Regions from separate parts of the Mus musculus genome. Here region 2 is linked to region 1. Evidence: chromatin loops called from intact Hi-C (ENCODE). Cell type or tissue: heart. All regions are shown on one strand. Links, peaks and the distances in the headings refer to the core of each region. The heading gives the core; the rest is flanking DNA. Region 1 has its middle 21 kb from the start of Mfsd6. Region 2 holds the start of Inpp1 (inositol polyphosphate-1-phosphatase).

What was found. A loop is a pair of places that touch in the nucleus more often than their neighbours do. Peaks named below come from ENCODE experiments on the same cell type or tissue, not always from the same donor. Only the 100,000 strongest peaks of a DNase experiment are listed, where the experiment ranks them.
Region 2: it touches region 1 in a loop (4-fold over the local background); 4 of 42 quality-filtered maps call a loop at or near these places.

The regions. Positions count from the first base shown.
Region 1 is chr1:52,743,682-52,752,334 of GRCm38, reverse strand. No RefSeq gene overlaps it. Among named protein-coding and RNA genes, the nearest start is that of Mfsd6, 21 kb to the right of the region's middle. In heart, for the core only: a CTCF peak has its summit at 3,865 (motif pointing right); no DNase peak of the experiment used is centred there.
Region 2 is chr1:52,812,265-52,820,917 of GRCm38, reverse strand. It overlaps Inpp1 (inositol polyphosphate-1-phosphatase), which reads left to right and starts at 3,230. Exons shown (of 6, transcript NM_008384.2): 1 at 3,230-3,516. In heart, for the core only: a CTCF peak has its summit at 3,818; DNase peaks (open chromatin) are centred at 3,287, 3,787 and 4,287; H3K4me3 peaks cover 1,413 bases; H3K27ac peaks cover 1,043 bases.

The DNA.
Region 1 (8,653 bases), core at 1,650-6,649:
CCCTCCCCTCCCCTCCCCTCCCCCCTCCCTCCCCTCCCCTCCCCTCTCCTTTCCTTTTGTTTGTCCTTCTTTCTTTCATTTTTTTTTTAAACTTCATCTCTTTTATTGTTAGGTAATGCATGACACTGCAGTGACTTTGCACAAATCAAGACAGAGTCAAATAACAATGGCTGCAAGTTTTTATGCACCTTCCAGGATTCAGCCCCAGCTCCAGAGTTTGGTGAGTAGGACTGGCTCTTCTGTATGGGGTTGGCCAAGGTAGATACACCCCATTGATGATGATAAAATGGTGTTATGGTCTCTTCCCACAGAAAGCCTTAGAGCAACTAGGAACTGGTCCTTCAGAACCTTGGGTTCAGGCATCCTAGATCTTATAGCTTCATTTGGGTTAGTCACTAGAAACAAATAATTAAAAATCAGGCAATAGCTTGGTCCTCAGAAGGCTGAGCCAGGATGCTCATAGTTTTGCTACAGATACACACACACACACACACACACACACACGCACACACACACACACCTGCATGGTTTTGGTTTTGGTTTTTTTTCCTTTTTATTTGAGTGCAGGGTTGTTGTGTTTTTTTTTTGTTTTTTTGTTTTTGTCTTTTTTGTCTTACTCTCAAATTTACTTAAAAAATATTTCCTGTGTGATATGACCCTGGAGTCTGGGCTCTGTGGCACCAGCACTCTAAAGATTTTGTTTGCTTGTTTTTTTTTTTTTTCTGCTCATTCTCAAGCTACCTAGAATTCTGGCTCTACTCAAAGCTCTGTAATTCTAAATGATGTTTTTCTTTTCTCTAGATTATATTTGCTTTTGTGTTTTTGTTTTGTTTGTTACTGTATTTATCTTGTTTTGTTTTGTTTTGTTTTGTTTTGTTTTGACAGGGTTTCTCTGTGTAGTCCTAGCTATCCCGGAACTCACTCTTTAGACCAGACTGGTCTTGAACACAGAGACCTGCTTTCTTCTGTCCCCTTTAGTGCTGGCACTAAGGGTGGCACCACTGTCCTGCTTTAGATTATATTTACAATGCCCTGATCCTAAATAAGCTGAGTTAGATGAGTCTACATCATTAAGAACTTTATGATGTGTTTATAAAAAGATAGAGAAGGGGGATATATTCTATGGAGCTGTAGTCAGTCAGGTATGGAGGAAGAGGGGCCTCTGCAGGCCCATGCGGAATCATCACGTTCCCCTGAGGAACCAGCCACAGGACAGTATAGTATAGAGTATATTAAGGGCATGGGGAAGGGAGTTAAGAGGGTAGTAGAGACAGAGAAAGGCAGAGAGAGAGAGAGAGAGAGAGAGAGAGAGAGAGAGAGAGAGAGAAGAGAGAGAGAGAGAGGAAGAGGAAGAGGAAGAGGAAGAGGAAGAGGAAGAGGAAGAGGAAGAGGAAGAGGAAGAGGAGAGGAGAGGAGAGGCGAGGAGAGGAGAGGAGAGGAGAGGAGAAGAGAAGAGAAGAGAAGAGAAGAGAAGAGAAGAGAAGAAGAGGAGTAGAGGCCAGTCATGAGCATGGGGAGGGGAGGGAATGGGGAGAGGGCAGGAGCAGGAAGGGAAAAGTAAGAGCAAGAGAGCAAGGAGGGGGCAAGCAGCCTCTTTTATAGTAAGTTAGGCTTGCCTGACTGTTGCCAGGTAACTGTGGGGGCAAAGCTTAGACAGAATGCTAGCACTTTATCCCTTTCATTTCCTTTATAAATAAAATGTTTAATAAGCCAATCACCCCTGGACTGGCTTTGAGATCCATGTAGGTTTCACAAAGTTCCATACCCAGGCCACCAAGCTTGCTTTACTGCTCTGTGGTTGACATGTTGAAATTCTCTGAAAGTTTTACCTTCAGACAAGGCCATATGCATGATGGAGGGTTAAGTAGTTTTGAAACGATCCCTAACATTGCATGGTGACATATTTTGCTGTGATGAAAACACAAGGTATAGTCAGTGTCCCATGACAGTGTGACATGGCCCTCAACAGAACACAGATGTGAATTAGTGGCCTTGGCCACTGGGTTCCGAATCATATTCAAACCCCAGACACATCCAGAGCCACTGACAGAGCTTGAGTTGTGTGAGGTTGCCCTAAGGGCCTGAAAGCCACACTCTGAAGCCAGCTTACACATGGTTATTCCCTACCACCTGACCTTGCATAGTACCAGAGACCTTTGCCCCACACCTGCACAGGGTGCTTGTGTTGTGACAGAGCAAGCAGACTTTGGTCACTGGATACCAGACAGAATGAGAAGCCACCATGTGGCTCATGTTCTGCCCATCTCAAGGGAGACCTTTACTCATTGTTTTCCTGCTCTTTGAATGCTGGGGAAAAAATGGACTGAGCACAGGGTTCCCAGTGGAGGAGCTAGAGAAAGAACTCAAGGAGCTTGAAGGGGTTTGCAGCCCCATAGGAGGAACAACAATATGAACTAACCAGTACCCCCAGAGCTCACTGGGACTAAACCACCAACCAAGGAGTACACATGGAGGGACTCATGGCTCCAGCTGCATATATAGCAGAGTATGGCCTTGTGGAACATCAGTGAGAATAGAGGCCCTTGGTCCTGTGAAGGATCAATGCCCCACTATAGGGGAATGCCAGGACAGGGAAGCGGGAGTGGGTGGGTTAGTGAGTAGGTGGTGGGAGGATGGGATAAGGGTGTTTTCAGAGGGGAAATGAGGAAAGGAGAGAACACTTGAAATGTAAATAAAATACCTAGTACAAAATTTTAAAAAAGACAAATTTTTTAACTTACAAAATTATACTTTGATTTTCTCCTTTCTGTAATGAAGTAGAAGAGCTATACAGTATGTGTATATGCACAGATGCACATGTGTGTGTATGTATATATGTATGTGTGCTTGTGTGTGTGTTTTATCTCCTAGCTGTTTTATTCACAGTATCACAGCATCCATGATTTCAGGGGATCCTAGATGTCATGGCCACTGTGATTCAAAGCCAGCAGTTGACAAGTATATATTCATGACTAAGTATCATGGCCGGGTTTCACGGCATGCATGAAGAAGGCAATGGCACTCAGAAAAGATGTACAAGGAGGAAGGCTTACCACAGCCGGTATGATTTGTGTTATTTTCCTGTGTTGTCTAATCACTGATGCTGGAAAGGGTGACACGGAAAGAGGGAAGACAGGGCCACTTTGTTCCTCGTCTCCATGGTGCTTGCTCGCTGGTAAGCCCAAACATAGAGAAAAGTGATAGAATGTGTGGTTAGTAAGCACTGGAATAAACCCACTGGATTAGTATCCTGCACTGTTTGTTTATGGTGCTCTAGCAACAATGAAATACATAGCATGAACTGTGAAGATTGAATTAAGAAAAGCTGGGCATAATTACACGAGTCTTTAATCCCAGCTTGGGGTACAGAGGCAGGCACACCTCTGTGAATTCAAGGCCAGACTGGTTTACTTAGGAAGATCTTATCTCAAAAGAATAAAAAAAAAAAAAAAAAAGAGGGATTTTTGACGTTTTCACATATGTGTTAAACACATCTGCGTTGAAAACAGGTGTTAATGCAATATAAAGATGAGTGGCTAATATTCTTTACCCAGAATGAGGTTAAATATACTCCAAAAGAAAAGGAAATGGTTTTCCATTTGTACTTTAATGGCACCTGTCCCTGCTTTTGGAGTGATCCTCACCTCCAACCCATTTCTCCCTGTACTGTCCCCACAACGGCAATTATTTAGGTCTCAACACTCGATTTTCCACTTATGATCTTACTAGATGTTGTAATTATCTTCTAGTTCGTAGCCTGGCCCAAACCCAAGCCTCAGGGGAATTTAGGATTACTTCAACTGATAGTTCTTTTTAGATAGAGGAAACCTTGATGGTGTTTCAGGATTTACTGTAAAGCTCACACTGCCCACCAGGGGGCACTAACATTTTTTTGTGCAGGCTGATGCAGCTTAAAGACCAATTGTGGAAGTTCCTGACTCTGTTAACCACTTCCAATTGATTACTTTGTAATAACTAAGTTTTAAATGAATCACCTTCCTCAAAAGACCTCTCACTGTGTTTTAAACAAACTGCTTTCCTTAACTCATACCTTTTACTGAGTTTTAAGGTGTTTATTAAAACTCCTTTAAGATATGGAAACTATGGAGAAAAAAACAAAACAAAACAAAACAAAAAACAACATCCAGATTTGACTACTGCATAACACAGAGTTAATTTGTGGAGTTCTTTCTCCGTTGCATAAAGGAACAAGGATTTAAGCCACAGAGTAGAGGGGCCATTTGCAGGATATACTGACTAAGGACTGGAATACACAAGCAATAAAGATCTTTCACAATAAAGTCAACAGGAACAACAGAGAAGGCCAGGTGAAAAGGGCCTCTAAATCCTTGTAAAAGAAAATATTTAAATGATCAGTAAGTACATGAAAGTACTGGCTAGTTTTGTGTCAACTTGACACAGGCTGGAGTTATCACAGAGAAAGGAGCTTCAGTTGGGGAAATGCCTCCATGAGATCCAGCTGTAAGGCATTTTCTCAATTAGTGATCAAGGGGGGAGGTCCCCTTGTGGGTGGTGCCATCTCTGGGCTGGTAGTCTTGGTTCTATAAGAGAGCAGGCTGAGCAAGCCAGGGGAAGCAAGCCAGTAAGGAACATCCCTCCATGGCCTCTGCATCAGCTCCTGCTTCCTGACCTGCTTGAGTTCCAGTCCTGACTTCCTATAGTGATGAACAGCAGTATGGAAGTGTAAGCTGAATAAACCCTTTCCTCCTGAACTTGCTTCTTGGTCATGATGTTTTGTCCAGGAATAGAAATCCTGACTAAGACAGCAACCAATGTCACTAGTTATCAGAAAAGTGCACCAAACCCTCATAGAAACTAAAATTCTCTTGCAAGTCAGGTATGGTAGTCTGCACCTCTGCCCCTAGCATAGAAGAGGCAGAGGCAAAAGAATTCCTGTGAGTTCCAGCCTAACCTAGCTATAGAGTGAGTGCCAAGCCAGCCTGCCCACATAGTTTTAGGTGGAGCTTGTCTTATAGCCTAAATAAGTAAAATAAAGTTTATTTACACTCATGGTGGGAATATGGATTCGTGCAATTACTTTAGGAAAATGCTCATCAGTATTTAATAAAGTTGAATATATGCATATTCTATAACCTCTTTCTTAATACTTAACATGTGAATATATACCAAAAGATGTGTACTATTCACACCAGCCAACATCTGCAGCAGAGTGAGTAGATGCATTATGGTGTGCTGAGATGGAATGACATAGCATGGATGACTGATAATTTCAGAATGATAAATGAGAGCAACACACACAAGTACACACAGTACAAAACCTGGGGCTATAATTAAAGAGGGTTGGTTGTGAGCTGCCATGTGGGTGCTAGGACATGAACTCAGGTCCTCCAGAAGAGCAGCCAGTGCCCTTAACTTCCCAGCCATCTCTGGCTCCAGGAATGCAGGTATTCTTAGCTGAAGAAAGCAAGCAGGCCCAAGCCTGCACTACTATTCTGGTGCTAAGAATTACCACTCTTACTCCATTCAAGATTGTCAGAGTTCCCTATAGAACCAGTTCAAGATGTGGGATTATACAGCCTGGTCAGTCAGTCAGGATCTCTCCCTGTCTTCTCTCTTCCTACCTCTCCTCTTCTCACAAGCACTGGTTCAGTTACATAGTAATCTTAGTCAGCATCCCTAAGAGCCCAAGCTGCAGAGTCAGAGTAGTGTTAACAGCAAGGGGTTCTGGGCACCAGCAGCTTTCTCCCTCTACCCCAGTGGCAAATGTAAACTCTTCATAAAACCAGGTTCATGTATTTGACATAAATAGGTTTTATCTCACTTTAAAATGTCATAACAAAGCCAAGCCTGGTGACACGGACCTGTCGTCTCAGCTTCTTGGGAGGCCAGGGGTAGAAAAATTGCAAGATCAAAGCCAGCCTGGGCAGCTTAATGAGGTTTTGTCTCAAAATAAAACATTAAAGAGGCAGAGGGGTACTGAGGATATAGTTCCAGGGCAGTGTGATCATCTGGCCTAGATTCAACCTCCAGCCCTGCAAATTAAGAAAAAGGCATATGCTGATGAGTGTGCTCAAGGAATATGTGCGTGACCTGAATGCTTCTCTGTAACATTAAGTGTTAGAAGAAGAAGTTTAGGGTATGTATTGATAGAGAAGGTGTTCTAAGTGACATCACCAAGAGAAGATGGGGACTAAGAGCCCTCTTTCCTGAGTCCTTGCCAACATGGAGGACAAGTGGGCTGTGCCACCTGACCTGGATAAGGACTGGTGAGGCCAAGTGCTCAAACCCTTGCAATCTCAGGAATCTGAGAGCAACAGCAGTGGAGCTACGTGCTCCCTGTCTCTGTGAACCGGTAACCATGACACCCAACTGTGAGGACCATGTGCAACACCCGGAGTCCTTCCCCATGCAAAGAGAGCATCACAAACACTTTGAACATAGTCAATAGTAAACACTTACACACCAATCCCATCCCACTCCCCAAGGTTTATATAGTCCATGACTACATGGAGTAATGAAGCACACATGTTATTTCACCAAGAATCGTCTCAGAATTGCTGTCCTTACTGAGCTATAACACGTAGGGAAGACCTCTCTCCTGATGTACTCATCATTGGATCTTGGGCCTGCCTGGCCGGTGGGGCTCTCCTTGTCCACAGAGGCTCACATCAGCGTGGTGGCAGCTGATGGTGCAGCTGTTGTGGGACCCAGGATCCAGGCTACCTGCCTCACCCAGGCTGCCCAAACCTTTTAATTCCTCTTTTAAGAGCTGTAACACTCGTGGCATTCCCTGCCTGCCTGGAACCCTATGGAACCTATCTATCCCAGGCTCCACTTCACAGCTCACACCCCAGAGGGAAGGGGACAGGCTGCTGACTTCCTGACGCTGGTATTATCCTGCTGGTGTACTGGCAATATCCAGACACTCTGCAGAGAGGCAGTACACAGGACCACAGCAACACTTGATCATCACACACATACATATATGGCAGAGAAAGGCCAGCTCAGGGTTACATTTGATTGTTCTTTGAGTTGAGTCATATCCTACTGAATACTCCTCTGTTATCTGTAAGGAGGGATGCCCATGTATTCCTTAGATTGTACTATCTTGTTGTTCAGGACATATAAAACTTTAAAGGCCTATATGGTAGTATCACTTGCAAAAATTATGGAGAAGCAAGTTTGAACTCAATTCAAGAAGCTGCCAAGGGATTTGGGATATTCAACTATGGAAAGAATTCTCTTTGTCTTCTAACCACACCAATCTAGCAGCCATAGAGAAAGGGGAAACCCAGATGGTCTTTCTCGGGCTCCAGCCATCACAGCGACCTTTTATGGCGAATCATATTTTCTCTGTTGGCTTTTGTTTTTCAGGATCTAATTCATCTTTAAGTACAGCCGTCCATCACTCTAGCACCTATTGAAAAGTTTTTCCCTATGTTCATAGCAGCCTTATTTATAATAGCCAGAAGCTGGAAGGAACCCAGATGCCCCTCAACAGAGGAATGGATACAGAAGATGTGGTACATCTACACAATGGAGTACTACTCAGCTATTAAAAAGAATGAATTTATGAAATTCCTGGCCAAATGGATGGACCTGGAGGGCATCATCCTGAGTGAGGTAACACATTCACAAAGGAACTCACACAATATGTACTCACTGATAAGTGGATATTAGCCCAAAACCTAAGATACCCAAGATATAAGATACAATTTCCTAAACACATGAAACTCAAGAAAAATGAAGACTGAAGTGTGAACACTATGCCCCTCCTTAGAAGTGGGAGCAAAACACCCTTGGAAGGAGTTACAGAGACAAAGTTTGGAGCTGAGATAAAAGGATGGACCATGTAGACACTACCATATCCGGGGATCCATCCCATAATCAGCTTCCAAATGCTGACACCATTGCATACACTAGCAAGATTATGCTGAAAGGACCCTGATATAGCTGTCTCTTGTCAGAGTATGCCTGGACCTAGCAAGCATAGAAGTGGATGCTCACAGTCGGCTATTGGATGGATCACATGGCCCCCAATGAAGGAGCTAGAGAAAGTACCAAAGAAGCTAAAGGGATCTGCAACACTATAGGTGGAACAACATTATGAACTAACCAGTACCCCGGAGCTCTTGACTCTAGCTGCATATGCATCAAAAGATGGCCTAGTCGGCCATCACTGGAAAGAGAGGCCCATTGGACACGCAAACTTTATATGCCCCAGTACAGGGGAACGCCAGGGCCATAAAAGGGGAGTGGGTGGGTAGGGGAGAGGGGGTGGGTGGCTATGGGGGACTTTTGGTATAGCATTGCAAATGTAAATGAGCGAAATACCTAATAAAAAATGGAAAAAAAAAAAAAAAAAAAAAAAAAAAAAAGAAAAGTTTTTCCTTTCTCTATGGAATTGGCTTGGTGGCTGCTCTGGCTTGCTGTGTCTTGAGTATGTTCTAGATGGGTTTGTGTATTAGGTGATTGGTCTCCAGTCTGTAATTGTTGGGGGTAGTGGGACCTTTAATGCATGGCAATTGTCACCAAGTGTGGTGGTTTAAATATGCTTGGCCCAGGGAGTGGCATTATTTGGAGGTGTGGGCTTGTTAGAGTAGGTATGTCATTGTAGGTGTGGGCTTTCAGACCCTTGTCCTAGCTACCTGGAAGCCAGTCTGCTCTTAGC
Region 2 (8,653 bases), core at 1,478-6,477, 69 kb before region 1:
TCACTTGTATTTGCTGGAAATGTGCCTAGAGTCTTTGTGAAACTGTAACACAAATGGCCTCCAGGCCAGTTCCCTCCCCTTCCCCACCAAAACCTCCTGAGACCTGTCTGTCTGTCTGTCCTTCTATTGGCATTCTGCTCCCCTACATTCCCACCAGAAGGCCTGCTAAGCTCTGCATGGACCGTTCTGAGGCTCGTCTGGTCTACAGCTCCAACTTCTTCCACATTCGGAAGGAACCCCATCGCTCACTCCTCTGCTCTCCCAGTGAGACTGCACCCCCACTCCCTCCTAACAGTTCTGAAACTCATGAAAATAGTGCCAGAAACTGAGGCTGAAAGCTCCAATGGGTGAGCTGGCGGGTAACATTTTTACAGTTAAACCATGCAGTCTGAGAAAGGTTTTTAAATGATGACTGGGTAATACCACGTGAGTACGAGAGCCAAATTTCTAGGTTCAAACTTAGCCTCACCAAACACTACTACAAGTTTGAGTAAACTAACCCCTTTACAACTTAATTTTTTTATAACTATTTCTTTACAATATACTATAAAGATTTATTATAATGACTATTTATAATAATGATGCAGTTGTTTTTTTAAATATAAAATGAAGATAACCACAACTCTCGTATGTTCATAGCAGCCTTATTTATAATAGCCAGAAGCTGGAAAGAACCCAGATACCCCTCAACAGAGGAATGGGTACAGAAAATGTGGTACATTTACACAATGGTGTACTATTCAGCTATTAAAAAGAATGAATTTATGAAATTCCTAGGCAAATGGATGGACCTGGAGGGCATCATCCTGAGTGAGGTAACCCAATAACAAAAGAACTCACACAATATGTACTCACTGATAAGTGGATATTAGCCCAGAAACCTAGGATACCCAAGATATAAGATACAATTTGCTAAACACATGAAACTCAAGAAGAACGAAGACCAAAGTGTGGACACTTTGCCCCTTCTTAGAACTGGGAACAAAACACCCATGGAAGAAGTTACAGAGACACAGTTTGGAGCTGAGACGAAAGGATGAACCATCTAGAGACTGCCATATCCAGGGATCCATCCCATAATCAGCCTCCAAACGCTGACACCATTGCATACACTAGCAAGATTTTGCTGAAAGGACCCTGATATAGCTGTCTCTTGTGAGACTAGGCCGGAGCCTAGCAAACACAGAAGTGGATGCTCACAGTCAGCTATTGGATGGATCACAGGGCCCCCAATGGAGGAGCTAGAGAAAGTACCCAAGGAGCTAAAAGGATCTGCAACCCTATAGGGGGAACAACAATATGAACTACCCAGTACCCCCCAGAGCTCGTGTCTCTAGCTGCATATGTATCAGAAGATGGCCTTAGTCGGCCATCAGTGGAAAAAGAGGCCCATTGGTCGTACAAACTTTATCTGCCTCAGTACAGGGGAACGCCAGGGCCAAGAAGTGGGAATGGGTGGGGGATCGTGTGGGGGACTTTTGGGATAGCATTGGAAATGTAACTGAAATAAATACCTAATTAAAAATTATTTTTTATGATTATAACTGTGTGTATGTGAGCACACAGGTGTGCTGTGGCGCATAAATGGAGGCCAGAGCACAATTTTGGGGAGTCAGTCCTCTCTATTCACCATGTGGGTACCAGAAATCCAAGTGAGTTCATCAGGCTTGGTGGCATGCACTTTTACCTGCTGTGCCATCTCATCAGTTATGAGGTAAGACTTACCAGTTATCCAGCTCTTATAGCTGTGTGTTAGAGCTGCAAGAGACTGCTGCAATAGCAATGGCAGCCATAAACATGGAATTCTAAAAGTTTGTGGATTGACATCTAGATCCGGTTTGGTAAAAGGGTCACTAAGTGTGAGTGGCAAAGTTGACAGTGAGGAGGAGGAAATGTGCCTTGATCACCAGCAGTTTGCTCCAAGTGTTAATAGAGATCAGAGCAAGCAAGTGATCCAGTGAGATACGTATTGTAGGGTGGTCTCTGCACCTGCAGAGAAATGGGCTAGAGTCATAGCTCCTACTCTAGCCCCTCCCCAGTTCTGCTCCTAGATACAAATCTACTCCCATTTCCTTATGGTAAATGTCACATTTATATTATTCCTTGATTTTGCTGTCATGGATATGATTTCATAATTAATATCAGCTGTAACACCAAGAATGGACTTAAGAGAATGGAACTAAAGGACAATATGAGGATCTAGGCATGGTAGCACCCATCTGTACTCCCAGCACCCAGAAGGCAGAAGCAGGAGGATAGCGAATTTGAGGCCAGCAAGGGTTATAAAGTGAGACTCTTACCAAAAACAAAACAAAACAAAGTAAAAGTGAGAAAGAAGGCTGAATCCACTGAACCTGTGAGTGAATGGAAGGCGGATGGGGAATGGAAGTGGGTGAGGTGCCATCGCAGTACTGCGCATAAATAAATGGGAGCTTGGGGAGAGGTTGATGAGAAAGCCTGCAGGCTAGAATTGTTGAAGTGCTTCCCAGTTCCAGCCACAGAATAAATCACAGGGAAGCCGGATAAATCTTACCAGGACAGAAGGGCCCAGAGCACTCACAGAGACTCTGAGCCCCTTCTATCCCAAAGTTGAATGTTGCCCTTTTTAAAATTCTTACCCTTGCTGCCCTTTGTCCATCACCACCCATTTCTATTTCCACCTACCACTCCCAACTATATCTTTAAGTCACACTGAGCATTAGTTTAAAAGGGTTGCAGCAAGAGATGAGTTTCCCACCCAACATGTGCTTCTTGCCTGGCTGGGCCTTGACCCACAACTAATAAGGTCCAGAAGACACTGCTTTGACTAAACAAACATGTAGGAACCTAGACGCTTCTATTAGAACAGGGGGACTCATTCTAGCAGGAAGTCCAACTTCACAGCTTCAAACCATCTGTCAAACCCATAACACCAAGGGTTCAAATGAATGGAGGAGGAATATTCTCAAAGACTTTTTGGGTGCTTCTGAAGAAACAATGCACACCAAGAACTGTGGTTGAGGCAACCCTGACCTTTCTGGCCCTCTCAAGCAAATTGACAAAGCTTCACTTGTGACGTCGCGGAGGCCAGACTCAGGCTGGCTGGCGTGGGATGCCCTCGCCCGCCCCAGAAGCAAGAGGCCACCCGCCCCGGGGGAAAGAGGCGGGGCCGGGACCTGGCAGAAACTGGGCTGCACTGCTGGAGCCAAGAGAGGCAGGGCGCCTCCCCGCCTTCGCTGCGGTGACCTCCGGTGTTTTCCTGGCGGCTTGCCCTCCGGCTGTGCCCGCCACAGGAGGATTGCGCCAGGTCCCAGCGCGACCACCTCCAGGCGTTGGCACTCCCTTCCTCCTCTCTCGCCCCTCCTCCGCCTCTTCCGTTTCTCTGGGAAAGGCTGTATCCTCCTTGGGGCTCTGCATCCTCGCTTAGGTAATCCGCTTTCCTGCTTTCGCCACCCCTCCCCGGTGTCCAGCGTCTCCACCTCCGCGCATTTGGGTCCCCGCGAGCCTCGCGCGCTCCATCGCCTCTGCAGAGGGCAGGTGAGTCGGTCTCCGGCCGAAGGCTACTGGCCTCGGCGCCTGGGCCTGCGAGGTACCGGGTCGCTGCATCGAGGCCTCTCCGGCCTGCCCGTGCCCACCCACACAGAGCCCGAACCCCGAACCGAGAGGCTAAGCTCGCGGATCACGCCGCCCCCTTAGCTCTGCAGAAGCCACCGAAAGAAATCCAATCGCCCGCAGAGTAGCTTCTTCTGCTCGGTTCTTTCCATTCCTACCACTAGCCTCTAGGTTGAATGAGGTGATCTGAGAATGGTCAGAAGCAGAGGCCCAGGTTCCACGGGTAGGTGGCGTAGCTGTCAAGAAGTAGGGGAGCAGTTTGCCTGAGAGATGCTTCTAACGTGGATCCACGTTGACTGTCTCTAGAGACCCATTGGATGGGTGTAGACTAAACAGTCCGGGGGTATATTTTTTCTACATTTTGAAGTATGGTTTTGTGAGACATGTCTAGGCAGTGGGTGTGGACAGCATAGAAGGGTGTCATCTAAATTATCTAACCTGGCTTTGGTAAAAATCATATGGACTGTCAGACATGAGGTGTGAAAGAAAAATCTAGGGAATACACGTTAACAAGCGCGGTGTGTACTTTGGAGATTTCTGTCCTTAAAACTAGGACCGGAACACGTGGAAGTTTGCCCACTGTGTGAGGGTGTTCGCGTCAAAAGGACTGCGGCTTGAGGCCGTGCGGACAGGACTCTTAATATATATGTATCCCATGCAGAATGAATCTTTCTGTTTTGTTTTGTTTTGCTTTGCTTTTTTGGCTCCTTGCCCTTAATTCCCAGTTTTAATCAGATGGTAAGACTTAGGTCCACCCACCTGGTAACAATCTAAGGAAGAAAACAACCCCAGGGACTACTTTTGGCTGATGGACTAGCAAGATGACCTCAGTCAGGCATCTGAAAGTACAGAATGAAAGGGAAAATACAGGCAACGGGAAAGCCGATTTTAACCCCTGCACGTGCCTGTTTGCTGTTTTCTTAAGAACTTACATTTAAAGGACTTTTATAATACTTTTGCAGTTAATTCTTAGCAATGAAGAAGACTGTGTAAGACACATAAAGTTACACTTCAGTTTTTGAATAGACTAAGAACTCTTCTTTGCAAGTTTTTGAACTAAGCCACCACTTGCACCTTAGACTCTCACTCTGTAGTGTGAAGTTCATTATTGCACATTTAGATTATACTTGTACTTGGAGTAATTGGAGAAAAAATTCTAATTTATTTTTAGACACAGAAGGCCAATAAAAATACAAGCAATAAAGGTAAATCGTTATATAGGTATTTCCTCTTTTACTTCGATCTTGAATAATAATTAGAAAAATGATGCTTTATTCTATTTCATGTTACACCAAAACTGCCTAAAAGATAAATAAGTAATCAATTAAAAACAAACATCTTCCATTTTAAAGAGTGGCACAGATGTGGACTTTCCCCAGGTGGGAGTCTTGTATAAATGTCTTCCTTAAAATACTTAGGGTGTCCTAAGAAGCTCAGAATGACTCAATGTTGGGCTTTTGTCTGGGTTAGTTTGGAAATAAAAGTGTTGCTTCCTGTTTCTCACAATTAGTATGGAGTTGTGTTTCCTAAACGTAGCTGTTTACTAACAATGGAAGATAATAGTAGAAGGCTAGACAGAGGTGGGGAGGGGCATGGCTCACTGAAGAAGTAGTCCCTGTCTCAAGAACCCATACAAAAGGTGGGTAGGCCTAGCCTTCATCTAGCACTACCAGCATTCGGGAGGCAGAGGTGGATTCTTAGGACAGGCTGACTAGCTAGGGTAGCTGTAGTGAGCTCCAGCTTCAGTGAGAGACCCTGCTACAATAAATAAATGGAGACACCAAACTTCAGCTTTGGGCTTCCAAATGCATGCACACAGGCATCTACAAACACTGGACCATGCATGCATGCACTCGCACATATACCACAACCACCTACACAAAAAGATACTTGGTTGCAACTTGGTCGCAGTGTTTAGCTACAAAGTTAGGGTCTCAGGTGTCCCAGACTGGACTCAAACCCTGGGAGGCAGAGGGTGGCCTTGAGCTTGAGTTTCCTGTTTCCCCCTCTCCAGTGCTGGCATTACAGGCGAGTGCCACCACACTAGGTGATTGTGCAAGGTTGGGGACGGATCCCAGGGCCCCAGGCATGTTTGGAATCCACCTTACTGACTGAGCTCCCTCCATACCCCACAACTTAGTACTTTACAAGTCATAATTTCAAAAATACAATTAAAATAGACAGCGATGGTAACTTTTTAAAAGCATAAGCAATGACAAATACCTAGGCAGTCCTGAAATCTGCAGGTGAGAGTGCACTGTTGCCAAACTGTGAATAGCTGTGAATCATTCAGGATTCATCTATATAAAAGGTTCTTTAATAAAACTGAGGTTTTATTTATATAATATTTATTTATGTAATATTGCCCATTTAAGAAATCTACATATCTTATTATTCTGGTGATTGTTGTAAGTGTATGCTTGTAAACATATTTTGGTGATTTCATTTCCATCATGATATGCACAATGTTAATCGAGTCTTTTCATATTATTAAGTTTTTCCATGAGTGGATTTTAAAAAAGATAGTCTTATGTAGTCCAGGCTGCCTCAAATAGGCAGCTGGGGTTGGTCTTGAACTGATTCTCCTTCTTTTGTCTTCTTTCCTCCCCAGAGTCCTAGGGTCATAGGAATGTCCTGATTACTGAATCTTTTATTGTTGCTGTTGTGTATGTGTGGTATATTTGTATGTAAATGTTCCAGTGTGTGTGCACACATGTATGCTCATTCATGGAAACCAGAGGTTGACTTCAGGTCATCTTCAACTATTCTCCAACTTCATTTTTGAGACAGGGCCTCACTGAACCTGAGTTCCCCAATTCAGTGACGCTTGCTACAGATCCCAGGAGCTCTCTGCTCCCGTCCCCGGGTTGGAATTACAGGCGTGCCCAGCTTTTTATGTGTGTGCCAGGAATTGGAATCCAGCTCCTCATGCTTGCACAACAGACATGTTACTGAAGGAGCCATCTTCCTGACCTCCTTATTAATGCATAATTAATAAATGCATCTTTAATTTACAATGACCAGTAGTCCATAGGAAACCATTGCCCCGATATTATCACATAGTAGATGTATGTTACCTCTTTCTGATGAAAGAAGAAAGTCAGCAAATCAGCATGCAGTTTCAAATAATTTATCTATAGCTTTTGCTGAAATGACTTACAAACCTGTCCAAAAACAACCTATATTTGACCATAAAAATAGCCATTTATATAAAAACAAATAACATAGAATTAAAAATATTCATTAAGGTTGATTATCACAATGGGGAATGTATTCGAATTTATTTTCCTTTCCATTTCTCCTTCCTTCCCTCCTTCCTTCCTTCCTTCCTTCCTTCCTTCCTTCCTTCCTTCCTTCCTCCATTGTTAGAAAGGGAGGTTAATTGCATGATGGTTTTAACCTTAAGCGACTAAATTCTTTTTTCTGTTTTTTGGATTTAGGGCTTTTCTATGTAGCTCTGGTTGTCCTGGAACTCGCTGTGTAGACCATGCTAGCCTCCAACTCAGAGATCCACTTGCCTCTGCTCCCAAGTGCTGGGGTTAAAGGTGAGCGCCACTATGCCAGGCTTACAGCTGAATACTTTAAATCTCTTAAATTAATTATCTAAGTTTAAACTAATTTAGCTAACTTTACCAGTGCTATTTAAATGTATGTGACAATGCTAAGCTTCCCATTGGTATAAATAACCAGTGGAGAAAACTAAAATGACCAAATCTTAATTTTGCTTCAGGAAAACATAATTTGGTAAATGGTGATGCCCTGGCTTTTCTTATTAGCAGCTTACCTTTTTTTATGTGTTTGGTGTTGCATTTGATCACACTGGGCATCCCAAGATTGTATTATTTACCGGAAAAACCTGTTTTTAGTTGTAGTGTCGCTCAGCCTTAGCACACACCTTTAATCCAAGAGTTTTCAGCTTGAATATTGTAAACAGGATTAAATAAAAGCATCTAAAGTTGGTGAAGAGGCAGAGCAGGCAACTAGATGACAGGGTGTGAGCACAGGATTACTAAGAAAAATCCATAGTGAGTAAGAAGGGGTCAGGAGGATGGATAGAGAGACACACAGGAATTAGAAGGCAGGGGCATGCAGTTTGAAAAAGGTTTTTGTGGTGGTGTGAGAAAAGGCATTCCTTCTGGGACATCTGCTGAGGAAGGTCAGCTGGGTGCTTCCTCTTCCTCTCTAAGCTAGCAGACTTTCCACCCCAGCATCTGGCTCCCAAGTCTTCATTGGTAAAATCGAATGATTGAGATTTTTATTAGAAAATGACCTACGAATATTTACACCCCCTCCTCTCTCTGTCTGTCTGTCTGTCTCTCTCTCTCTGTGTATGTGTTTGAGAGAGAGAGAGAGAGAGAGAGAGAATGTGTGTGTGTGTGTGTGTGTGTGTGTGTGTGTGTGTGTTCATCAATTCATGTCTGGTGCTCAGGGAGGCTACAGAGTGTCAGAGCCCCTGCAAATGGAGTTACAAACAGTTGTGAGTCACATGGATGCCTCAAATCAACCTCTAGAAGACCATCCCGTGCTCTTAGCTGATGCTCTGTCTCTCCAGGCTAGCTCCTAGAGCCCTGTAGCAGTCTTTTCAATGAGGAGTTGAACTACCAAACTTCAGAACTTACCTCTACTCAACTCCTTAGAATTTACAGGACTTGTGTACAACCTCAGTTTGTATTAGGAATGAGTAGAAGTCTGTTTTAGAGATATGAGTGATAGCTAAGAGGTGGTGGTGGTGTACACCTTTAATCCCAGCACTTGGGAGGCAGAGACAGGCAGATCCAGCCTGGTCTACAGAGTGAGGTTCAGGACAGACAGTGTTACATAGAGGAAACCCTGTCTTGAAAAAAAAAAAAACAAATGAAAAAAGGAGATATGAGTGATTATAAGCCTCATTAATAGAAAATGGGGGAAATAAAAATAAGAATAAGATCAGGGAGATAAATATTAAGCAGTTTATGGTTAAAATTAGCAGGAATGCAAGAGTACTCTGTGGTTTTAATAAGCCAGGCATATTGTTTAGTGCTCTGATCTTTTTAAACTAATGATGTTATAAATACTCTTTTAT